Linked DNA regions of Homo sapiens: region 2 is linked to region 1. Evidence: read pairs that join two places in POLR2A ChIA-PET (ENCODE). Cell type or tissue: PC-9. All regions are shown on one strand. Links, peaks and the distances in the headings refer to the core of each region. The heading gives the core; the rest is flanking DNA. Region 1 has its middle 33 kb from the start of TASOR. Region 2 has its middle 67 kb from the start of ARHGEF3.

Evidence for each region. Peaks named below come from ENCODE experiments on the same cell type or tissue, not always from the same donor. Only the 100,000 strongest peaks of a DNase experiment are listed, where the experiment ranks them.
Region 2: POLR2A ChIA-PET joins it to region 1 with 5 read pairs; 3 of 35 experiments call an interaction of 5 or more read pairs at or near these places.

What each region holds. Positions count from the first base shown.
Region 1 is chr3:56,713,783-56,719,166 of GRCh38, reverse strand. No RefSeq gene overlaps it. Among named protein-coding and RNA genes, the nearest start is that of TASOR, 33 kb to the right of the region's middle. In PC-9, for the core only: no CTCF peak of the experiment used is centred there; no DNase peak of the experiment used is centred there.
Region 2 is chr3:56,866,746-56,872,129 of GRCh38, reverse strand. It overlaps a transcript of ARHGEF3 not described here. Among named protein-coding and RNA genes, the nearest start is that of ARHGEF3, 67 kb to the right of the region's middle. In PC-9, for the core only: no CTCF peak of the experiment used is centred there; DNase peaks (open chromatin) are centred at 1,519 and 2,749; H3K4me3 peaks cover 876 bases; H3K27ac peaks cover 2,625 bases.

The sequences.
Region 1 (5,384 bases), core at 288-5,287:
GGAAGGCAGCTACAGCCTGGTGAGAAATCAAGTGCAGTGCCGGCAGGCTGGCACTGCTGGGAGACCCAGTACACCCTCCGCAGCCGCTGGCCCGGGTGCTAAGCCCCTCATTGCCCGGGCCGGCAGGGCCGGCCGGCTGCTCCGAGTGCGGGCCAGCCAAGCCCACGCCCACCCGGAACTCCAGGGGGCCCACAAGTGCCTCGCGCAGCCCAGGTTCCCGCTCGCGCCTCTCCCTCCACACCTCCCTGCAAGCTGAGGGAGCCAGCACTGGCCTTGGCCAGCCCAGAAAGGGGCTCCCACAGTGCAGCGGTGGGCTGAAGGGCTCCTCAAGTGCCGCCAAAGTGGGAGCCCAGGCAGAGGAGGCGCCGAGAGAGAGCAACGGCTGTGAGGACTGCCAGCACGCTGTCACCTCTCAATCCCCCCTCTAAACAGGACACCCCAACTGCTGTTGGGAATTTGGCCGATGACCGCTCTAGCTACTTCCTGCTGGACAGGGGCAAAGAAGGGGCCCTGCAGTTGTAGTGTCCTTCAGAGGAGAGGTCTCTAGGCCAGGGAAAGTGCCAGCGGGTCGGTCCAGGGGTCCTCGGTAGAAGTTGTTAGTTGAACTCATTTGGGGTTCCATTTGTAAGACCATCCGTAGCTTGATGGCCTCGATTCTAGAGAAAACAAATTTGACAAGAAGGTTAAAAATACAGGGCCCAAAGGCGAGTAACAGCAAGATGGCTGCCACGGGACCTAGAAAGGGGAGAAGCCATGTTGCCCAACTCCAGAGATTGGTATAAGACTTTGAAAGGCGTTGTCTGACTTCAGAAGCCTTTTCCTGTAAACGCTGGGCAGCATCTCGTGCTATCCCCGACTGGTTAGTGTAAAAACAACACTCTTCCCCTAAGAAGGTGCAGAGTCCTCCTTTCTCAGCAGTGAGGAGGTCTAGGCCTCGGTGGTTTTAGAGAGTCACTGCTGCCAAAGAGTCTATTTGGGATTATAAAGCAAGGATAGATTTCGTTATTTCTTGCAAACTGTCTGAGAGGCAGATATGGGTTGAAGATCCACATAAGTAGAATATGCCTTGGCTGGGTAGATAGACATTTACCCTGGCTTTTAAAGGAATAGGGTACACTGTTTTTTCTTTACTACTTACATCTCTCTCTTTCTCTCTTCGACTTCTCCTTTGTCTCTTCCTCTCTTTTTAACTCTCTCTCTGACTTCCTGTGTCTGTCCCTCTTTCTCTCTGACTCCTTCTTTATCTCTTCCTCTCTGTCTCTTTCTTTGACTTCCTGTCTCTTTCTTTCCTTTCTGCTGCCTCTGCCAGCTGCTTATGCTGCTGTTCTCCCCTCTCCTTCCCATTTTGATGGCTTTGTCAGTGTAAGAGCATGAGGTAACTTTCAGTGCCCTAATATATATGTAGTTGGAATCTCTAAAGACATGGAGAGAGGCAGGAAACAAAAATCGAAATAAAGCCAAAATTTCTCCAAACTTGATGAAAACTATAAACTCACAGATCCAAGAAGCTTAATGAACCCTCAAACACAAGAAGAAGAAAAATACAAGGCTTTTTTTTTTTTTTTTGAGACGGAGTCTCGCTCTGTTGCCCAGGCTGGAGTGCAGTGGCGCAGTCTTGGCTCACTGCAAGCTCCGTCTCCCGGATTCATGCCATTCTCCTGCCTCAGCCTCCCAAGTAGCTGGGACTACAGGCGCCCGCCACCTTGCCTGGCTAACTTTTTGTATTTTTAGTAGAGACGGGGTTTCACTGTATTAGCCAGGATGGTCTGGATCTCCTGATCTCGTGATCCGCCCGCATCGGCCTCCCTAAGAGCTGGGATTACAGGCGTGAGGCACCGCACCCGACCACAACAAGGCATTTTATAGTCAGACTGCTCAATACCAGTGATAAAGAGAAAAATCTTACAAAGCAGCCAGAGGAGGAAAACATGTTACTTACAGAGGAACAAAGATAAGGATTACAGAAGAATTATCATTGGAAACAAGGGAAGCAAGAAGACAGTGAGGAATATCTTTAAAATACTGAAAGATGGCTGGGCGCAGTGGCTCACGCCTGTAATCCCAGCACTTTGGGAGGCCGAGGCGGGCGGATCACAAGGTCAGGAGATCGAGACCAGCCTGGCTAACAAGGTGAAACCCCGTCTCTACTAAAAATACAAAAAAAATTAGCCAGGCGTGGTGGTGGGTGCCTGTAGTCCCAGCTACTCGGGAGGCTGAGGCAGGAGAATGGTGTGAACCAGGGAGGCAGAGCTTGCAGTGAGCTGAGATCGTGCCACTGCACTCCAGCCTGGGCAACAGAGCAAGACTCCGTCTCAAACAACAAGAAGGAAGAAAAGAAAAAAACTGAAAGAACAATAGCTCAACCTAGAATTCTGTACACAGTGAAAATATATTTCCAAAACAAAGACAAAGTAAAGACTTTCAAACATAAAGCTGAATTTATTACCAAAAGACCAGCATTACAAGAAATACTAAAGAAAATCCTGGCCGGGCACAGTGGCTCACACCTGTAATCCCAGCACTTTGAGAGGCCAAGGTGGGGGGTTGGGCGGGGGGGGCGGGGGGGGCTGGATCACGAGGTCAGGAGTTGGAGACCAGCCTGGCCAAAGAGACCAGCCTGGCCAACATGGTGAAACCCCGTCTCTACTAAAAATACAAAAATTAGCCAGGTGTGGTGGCGGGCACCTGTAATCCCAGCTACTCTGGAGGCTAAGGCAGGAGAATTGCTTGAACCTGGGAGGTGGAGGTTGCTGTGAGCCCAGATTGCGCCATTGCCTGGGTGACAGAGCAAAACACTGACTCAAAAAAAAAAAAAAATCCTTGAAGCAAAGAAAATGATGCCAAATGGTTGCTTTAACATTCAAAAATTAGTCAATGCAAATTACCAAAGTAAAAAAAAAAATAGATGCATAAAAATGCATTTGACAAAATTCAGCATACTGATTAAAAAAAGAAAATCTTCAGCAAACTAGGAATACAGGGAAATGTTCTGACTCTAATAAAGGCTATCTATAACAAACTATGACTAGCCCCACAGTACTGAAAAACTGAATGCTTTCCCCCTAAGATTGGAAACAAAAAAAGGATGCTCATTCTTACAACTTTTATTCAATATTGTACTGGAGATCCTAAATAATGTAGTAAGTAAAAATAAATAAAAGACATCCCAGTTGTAAAAGGAAAGGTAAAACTGTCTTAATTTATAGGTAACATGATTAGGTAGAAAATTTTATGGATATACAAAAAAGCAACTAAAACTAGTGAATAAGCTTAGCAAGTTTGCAGGATACACAATAAACATACAAAAAGCAATTATATTTCTATATGATAGCAATGAACAGTGACACATTTGAATTTGAAACAACACCATTTAGCATCAAAAATATGAAAAGCTTAGCGATACCTTTGAGAAAAATATGCAAAATGTACACTGAAAATTATAAAAAGAAATAACACTTAGAAGACCTAAGTGAATGGAAAGATATACCATGTTCATAGATGGAAGACTCAATATTAAGATGTCAGCTCTCCCTCAAATTAATTCATAGATTTAACACAATACAATCCTAAATCTAAGTGGGCTGTGTTGTAAAGATTGGCAATCTGATTTTAAAATAGTAATGGAAATCTAAGAGAACTAGAATAACCAAAACAATTCTGAAAAAGAACAACAAAGTTGAAAGACTTACCCAAACAAAACTCACTATAATGCTACAATAGCCAAGACAGTGTAATTCTGGTATGAAGATGGACAGTTGGGGCTGGGCGTGGTGGCTCACACCTGAAATCCTAGCACTTTGGGAGGCCGAGGCAGGCAGGTCATCTGAGGTCAGGAGTTTGAGACCAGCCTGACCAACATGGAGAAACCCTGTCTGTACTAAAAATACAAAATTATCCGGGTGTGGTGGCACATGCCTGTAATCCCAGCTACTCGGGAGGCTGAGACAGGAGAATTGCTTGAACCCAGGAGGCGGAGGTTGTGGTGAGCTGAGATCGTGCCATTGCACTCCAGCCTGGGCAACAAGATCGAAACTCCATCTCAAAACAAACAAACAAAAAAGATGGACAGTGGCCAGGCGCAGTGGTTCATGCCTGTAATCCCAGCACTTTGGGAGGCCGAGGAGGATGGATCACCTGAGGTCAGGAGTTCAAGACCAGCCTGGCCAACATGGTGAAACCCTGTCTCTACTAAAAATACAAAAATTAGTCGGGCATGGTGATGTGTGCCTATAATCCCAGCGACTTGGGAGGCTGAGGCAGGAGGATCGCTTGAACCTGGGAGGCAGAGGTTTCAGTAAGCTGAAATCACGCCACTGCACTCCAGCCTGGGCAACAGAGGGAGACTCTGTCTCAAAAAAAAAAAAAAAAAGATGGACAGTCAATAGATACAAATAGGAGTCCAGAAATATAACCAACATATATGGTCAATTGATTTTCAACAGGGTTGCAAAGTGAATTCAGTGATAAAGGATAATCCTTTCAATACATATTGTTAGAACAATTGGATATTTCTATGCAACAAAACCCAATAATTTAGGCCTTTACATTACATCTTATACAAAAATAAATGGATCATAGACATAAATGTAAAACCAAAAACTATACAACCTCTAGAGGAAATCAGGAGACAATATTTGTGACCTTGGGTTAGGCAAAGATTTCTTAAATGGGACCCACAAATTATAATCCATAAAAGAAAATAATTGATAACTAAGACATCATTAAAATTAAGAATTTCTGTTCTTCAAGATATGGATTAAAACACTGAAAAGACAAGCCACAGAGTGGTAGAAAATATTTGCAAATCACATCTCTGACAGAGAACCTGAATCCAGAATAAAGAAATCTCAAAATTCAGCCAGGTGTGGTGACTCACACCTGTAATTCCAGCACTTTGGGAGGCTGAGGAAAGTGGATCATTTGAGATCAGGAGTTTGAGACCAGCCTGGCCAACGTGGTGAAACCTGGTCTCTACTAATACTACAAAAATTAGCAGAGCATGGTGGCAGGTGCCTATAATCCCAGCTATTCGCGAGGCTGAGGCAGGAGAATCACTTGAGCCCGGGAAGCAGAGGTTGCAGTGAGTGAAGATTGCACCACTGCACTCCAGGCTGGGTGACAGAGTGAGACTCTGTCTCAAAAAAAAAAAAAGAAAGAAAAAAAAAGAAAAAAATCTTTAAAATTCAACGATAAGAAAACAACCCAATTTTAAAATGGGCAGAAGATTTAGACACTGACCAAAGAAGATATATGGATGGCAAATAAGCATATGAAAAGATACTCAACATTACTAGTCATTAGGTTAATGCAAATTAATGCCATGAGATACCACTACTCACCTACTCAGCTATTATAAATCTAAAGTTAAAAAGACTAACCATGGC
Region 2 (5,384 bases), core at 91-5,090, 150 kb before region 1:
GTTATGTTGAAATATAGTTATAAAAATATTTAAAAACAAATTTGTGGTTAGAGCATGTGCTTCTTAATGCATTAAGTAACATCTGGCAACAAGTCTAATAAGTAATACACCTTCAGTGATATGATAAGAATAAGAATAAATGATATTTTGAAATACCTACACCAACTACACTGTCATTTGAAAATATAGTGATTTCTGTGTTGACAGTCACAGGTCTGAGAACGCTTCTGTGATCTGTAGCCTCCATTCATACTGGAAAGAAATACTAAATTTCAATCATTGGTGAAAATAAAGATGTATCTCATTTTTCCATCTAAGCTTGAAGATGCCCTGAATTTTATTCAGTGAACTCTTGAGGGTCTGAGAATTCTAGATTATGAATCCCTGCTTAAGACACTCAGTCTGTTATGATAAGCTTTTCTATTATATTACATTTGTAATACAAATGACTGCAAAAAATATAAGAATAATAGATTTTGACCTGTTGGTATGTGAGATTATTAGTGTTAGTAAAGGTAAGAATGTAAAACATTATATAAAAGTTGTTTTTAGGAAGACCATGTAATAGTCATGAAGTCAGTTCTCAGCACTTGGTGTTTAGATTTTTCCTTGAGAACAGCTTAGCTTACTGGTCCTTCACATTGCTTTTTTTAACCTTTGTTTTTTGTTTTTGTTTTTAGTTTTTAGTTTTTTAATGCTTCATATGCCCATCTACACATTGCTTTTTGAAACAGATAACTTGAGCCACCTCAGTATTTTAGTAGAAAATATTTTCTGCTTCTACTGTTGAAAAAATAATTTGGGGATAGAAAAATATTTTATTTTTTAGAGATGAATATGGAAGTGTTTAGGGGTAAAATGTCATATCTTTCATTTACTGTCAAATTCTTTAGCATAAAATATAAAGTGAATATTTTAAAGAGAAAAACAATTTTATTTTTAATTATACAAGTAACATTGTATACATTCTCATCATTTAAAAATCAAACAGCAGAGATAGAGCTAACAGTGACTCTACCATGCCCCAGTCCCACTTACCTCCTTAGGTGTAATAATCAGTTTACTGTCTCCTTCCAGATATTTAGATAGAGTTAGATAGATAGATAAATATATATGTAAAAATTAGTTTGTGATGGCTTTTTAAAGACATGTTGTCATTGTTTTTATTTTAATTTTCAACTTGCTTTTTTCCCTTTTAAATAGATTTTATTTATTTATTGATTGCTGTGAGAAGAGATAGTATATTGAAAGCTATTCAGTTACAGAATAGGGCATCCTCCGAAAGCAAAAGGAGGAATGCCTTGTCTTTTTCTTCTATATAGGGTAGACTTTACTTTTTTTTTTTAGAGCAGTTTTAGATTCACAGCAAAATTAGGCAGAAAGTACAGAGCATTCCCATATGCCCCCAAGTCGATGTATACATAGTCTCCCCCATTATCAACAGTTTCCATCAGAGTGGCACATTTTTCACAAGTGATGAACCTCCATTGACACATCATCTTTCAACCAAAGTTTATAGTTTACATTAGAGTTCACTTGTGGTTTTGTACATTCCATGGGTTTGTACAAAAGTGTAATCACACATATCCACCATTATGGTTTCATACAGAATGCTTTCACTGCCCTGAAAATCCTCTGTTCCACCTATTCATCTCCCCTTCTTCACTAACCTCTGGCAATCACTGATCTCTTTACTCTCTCCATACTTTTGCCTTTTTCAGAATGCCATATAGTTGGAAGGATACAGTATATAGCCTTTTCAGATTGACTTCTTTCACTTAGTAATATGCATTTATGGTTTTTCCATGTCTTTTCATGACTTGGTAATTCGCTACTTTTTTATCACTGAAAAATATTTTATTGTATAGATGTACCACAGTTTGTTTATCCATTAATTTAGTGTAAGCTGTATCTTATTCTTTTAAACTGCTGCTTATTATTGCATAAAACAGATGGGTATAGTTTATTTTTAATGCAGTTCTCCACTGAGAAACATTTTTGTTGTGTCCAATACTTCCCAATAACAAACAATGACTATCTCTACACCCCAGAGCAAGTAGTAAGGTACACTTCATTTAAATAACAGTGTTTGTAACTCTTAAACTTATATATCCAGAAGTATATTCCTTCTATGTCATGCATAATTTAAAATATATATATATATAAATTGTAGTTGTGAATTTAAAGAATGTTATATTGACAAGTTTTACCTTTCAACTGCCTTAAAATGTATTCAGTTTATCATTAATACTATTTTGACTGAGATTTTTGCTGTAAGAAGTCACTAGAAAGTAATACTTTTGTTTCTGATTTTTTTTCCAGGCTGGAGCCTGGGTCTGTCCACCTGAAAATTATGTAAATAATACTGGTTAGGAAGTTTCATCTGGGCTTCCATGCCCAGCTAATTGAGTTTACCCCTAAATGATTTATGTAATTATATCAAGCCTCATCTTTGATCTGGTTATATATTCCTGGTTTCAATTGCAGAAGCTGTTTGTCTGTTTTTCTTACTTTTCTCAATTGTGTCTGATACCTGTTCTCTGTGAAGAGAAGGAGATATGTTGACTTTTGCCCTTGATCTTACCATGCATAGAATTTTACATTACTTGACGGACACTGAAATTCTTGGGTAACTTCAGAGAAATGTTAAAAGAATGAAGTGACCAGGAGAATTCTCGTGGTTTGTGTGTCTTCCTCTACCCTGCTGTTTAACTTACCCTGCGATGTGCTGATCATTTTACGGAGAGAGCTGACTCAGTATGAGCAGGTGGTTTCTCTATAAGCATAACATTCATGACTGATATTGAAGGTGAAACATTTGAAACGAAATCACGGGCTTATCTTCAGTGGTCACAATGCCAGGTTTGGATTAACTCCTTAGCAATCCTGCAGGGAAACCTGAATGGGTTTATTCCCAACAGACTGACCTTTTCCCCTTATAATACTGTAAATGGAACTTTTTTTTTTTTAACTCCTCACGTACCTCAAAATATCAATTTCCAAAACAGGAATCCTCTACTCAGCACTAAAATCAATAAATCTAAAGAGCTTCTTTGTCTTTATTTGGCAGAGGAAAGGGACGATTTTGCTGGTCAGCTCTATATAAATTCCATTGAAGAAAATATTGTTTTAGAATTAATGAGTTAATTTGTTCATTCTTTAGTGCATTCACTCAGCGCGTCCACTAATTCAATCAACTGGCATTTACTGAGCTCTGCCATACATCATACACGGGCCACTGAAAGAAGCTAAACTTAAGACTCATTCATCTGCAGACAAGTGGGGGTTGCACTCTTGCTTCTGAAACAAGTTAACCAAGCACAGAGAAGGCGCATCTAAGCTGTACCCATGGTTGTTTTTCTCCTTTTTCCAAAGGATCAATTCTGACTCTTGGTTGGTTTTGAAAGAAATTTTACTATGGATTCTTTTCTGGTAATATTTTTCTCTCTTAGAATATCCTTGAAACTGGCTGGGCGCAGTGGCTCATGCCTGTAATCCCAGCACTTTTGGAGGCTGAGGCAGGCAGATCACCTGAGGCCAGGAGTTCGAGACCAGCCTGGCCAACATGGTGAAACCCCGTCTGTACTAAAAATATAAAAATTAGCCGGATGTGGTGGCACACGCCTGTACTCCCAGCTACTTGGGAGGATGAGGCAGGAGACTTGCTTGAACCCAGGGTGGGTGGAGGCTGCAGTGAGCCAAGATCGCACCACACTGCACTCCAGCCTGGGTGACAGAGCGAGACTCTGTCTCGAAAAAAAAAAAAAACAAACAAAAAAAGAATATCCTTGAAATTAACTTATTTGCTTTTAGCTGGTTAACTCAAAGGTTCAGTCGGGAAGGTGCTTCACTTTATTTTATGTAAAAGCCAACCTTGAGAAATTATACTTTGTGGTGGGCTTTGCATCTGTGCTCTCCTTACAGTTAGGCATTAGGCTCTAGAAGCATTGAGTTTCAAAGAAACATCACTAGGGTTTTTTACATCTAGAGAGGACCTTTCATTTTGTTCATGTAGAGTGGTTGTGGGGTACTGTTCCATTTTAGGGAGAACGAGGTTGTTTGAAATGAGCCACTTCTGTACATTGTTATTAGTAGAAGTATTTAACAAAATGCCTTTGCTATTGATTTTATTCTGTAAAGTTTGATTCATATCCAAGCAGATGTGATCAAGAGTGTGATGGTTTGATAAATAGAGCCAGAATCACACCATTATCACTTCCTCCAGATGGTCATGCCCTCTTCATTTCCACAGTGGCTGGATGTCTAGGGCCTCCAACCTGGTCTTCCTCATTTTCCTTCAGTTCTCTGCTCAAATATTCTTAGACTTCCTCTGTCCCACTATGTGAAATAGCATTTCCAGGCCAGGCGCGGTAGCTTACACTTGTAATTCCAGCACTTTGGGAGGCTGAGGCGGGAGGATTGCTTGAGCTCAGGAGCTCGAGACCAACCTGGGCAACACGACGAAACCCTGTCTCTATGAAAAATATAAAAATTATCCAGGCATGGTGGTGTGCCTGTGGTCCTGGCTACTTGGGAGGCTGAAGCAGGAGGACTGCTTGAGCCCAGGAGGTTAAGGCTGCAGTGAGCCATGATTTCTCCACTGTACTCCAGCTTGGGTGACAGAGCAAGACCTTGTCTCAAAAAAATAAATAAATAAATAAATAAATAAATAGCATTTTAACTCCTCGGCACTCCCCTCTCTTCTTATCTGACTTTATTTTTTCTTCATAGCCTTTATCATCACCTGCCACATTATGTATTTTTTAAATTTATTATATTTGTCTCTTCACAGTAGAATATAATTTTTATTTTGTTGTTTTTGCCATATTATCAACATCTGGGGCAGTGTCTGGCATTGTGTGTCCGATAAACATTTGTTGGATAAATGATTGAGTGGCTACTTGGTTGTTCATATGTTACATGCTGTCTTTGGAAGGTTACTGTAAACATGAACTGGATTTATCTTGGCAACATTTTAAGAACATGTCTTCCTCTACATACATATTTGCCTTCCCTCATTTTTAAAGAAAACCAGTACAACAAAAGGAAAATCAAGGTCTACCTGAAGAGACCTTGTGATATACAAAGCAAGATAGGTAAAAATAATACCAGGCTTTTATGAGCTAATAAATAAGTCAGGCTAAAGACAAGAGGATAGAAGGAATGTGAAATATACACATGATTTCATATGGATGTGGAATTGTTAACACCAGTGCTACACTTAACTCAGTTGGTATGGAAAGATCTCTCAGGATAGTGGTAGGAATGGAAATTTTCTATTAAAATGAAAAACATCCCACTGTTGCAGTCTCAATTCCTTTCCACTTAACGGGTGTTTATTGAGTGCACAACACTATGCCTGGTGCCCACCATGTGGTTACAGA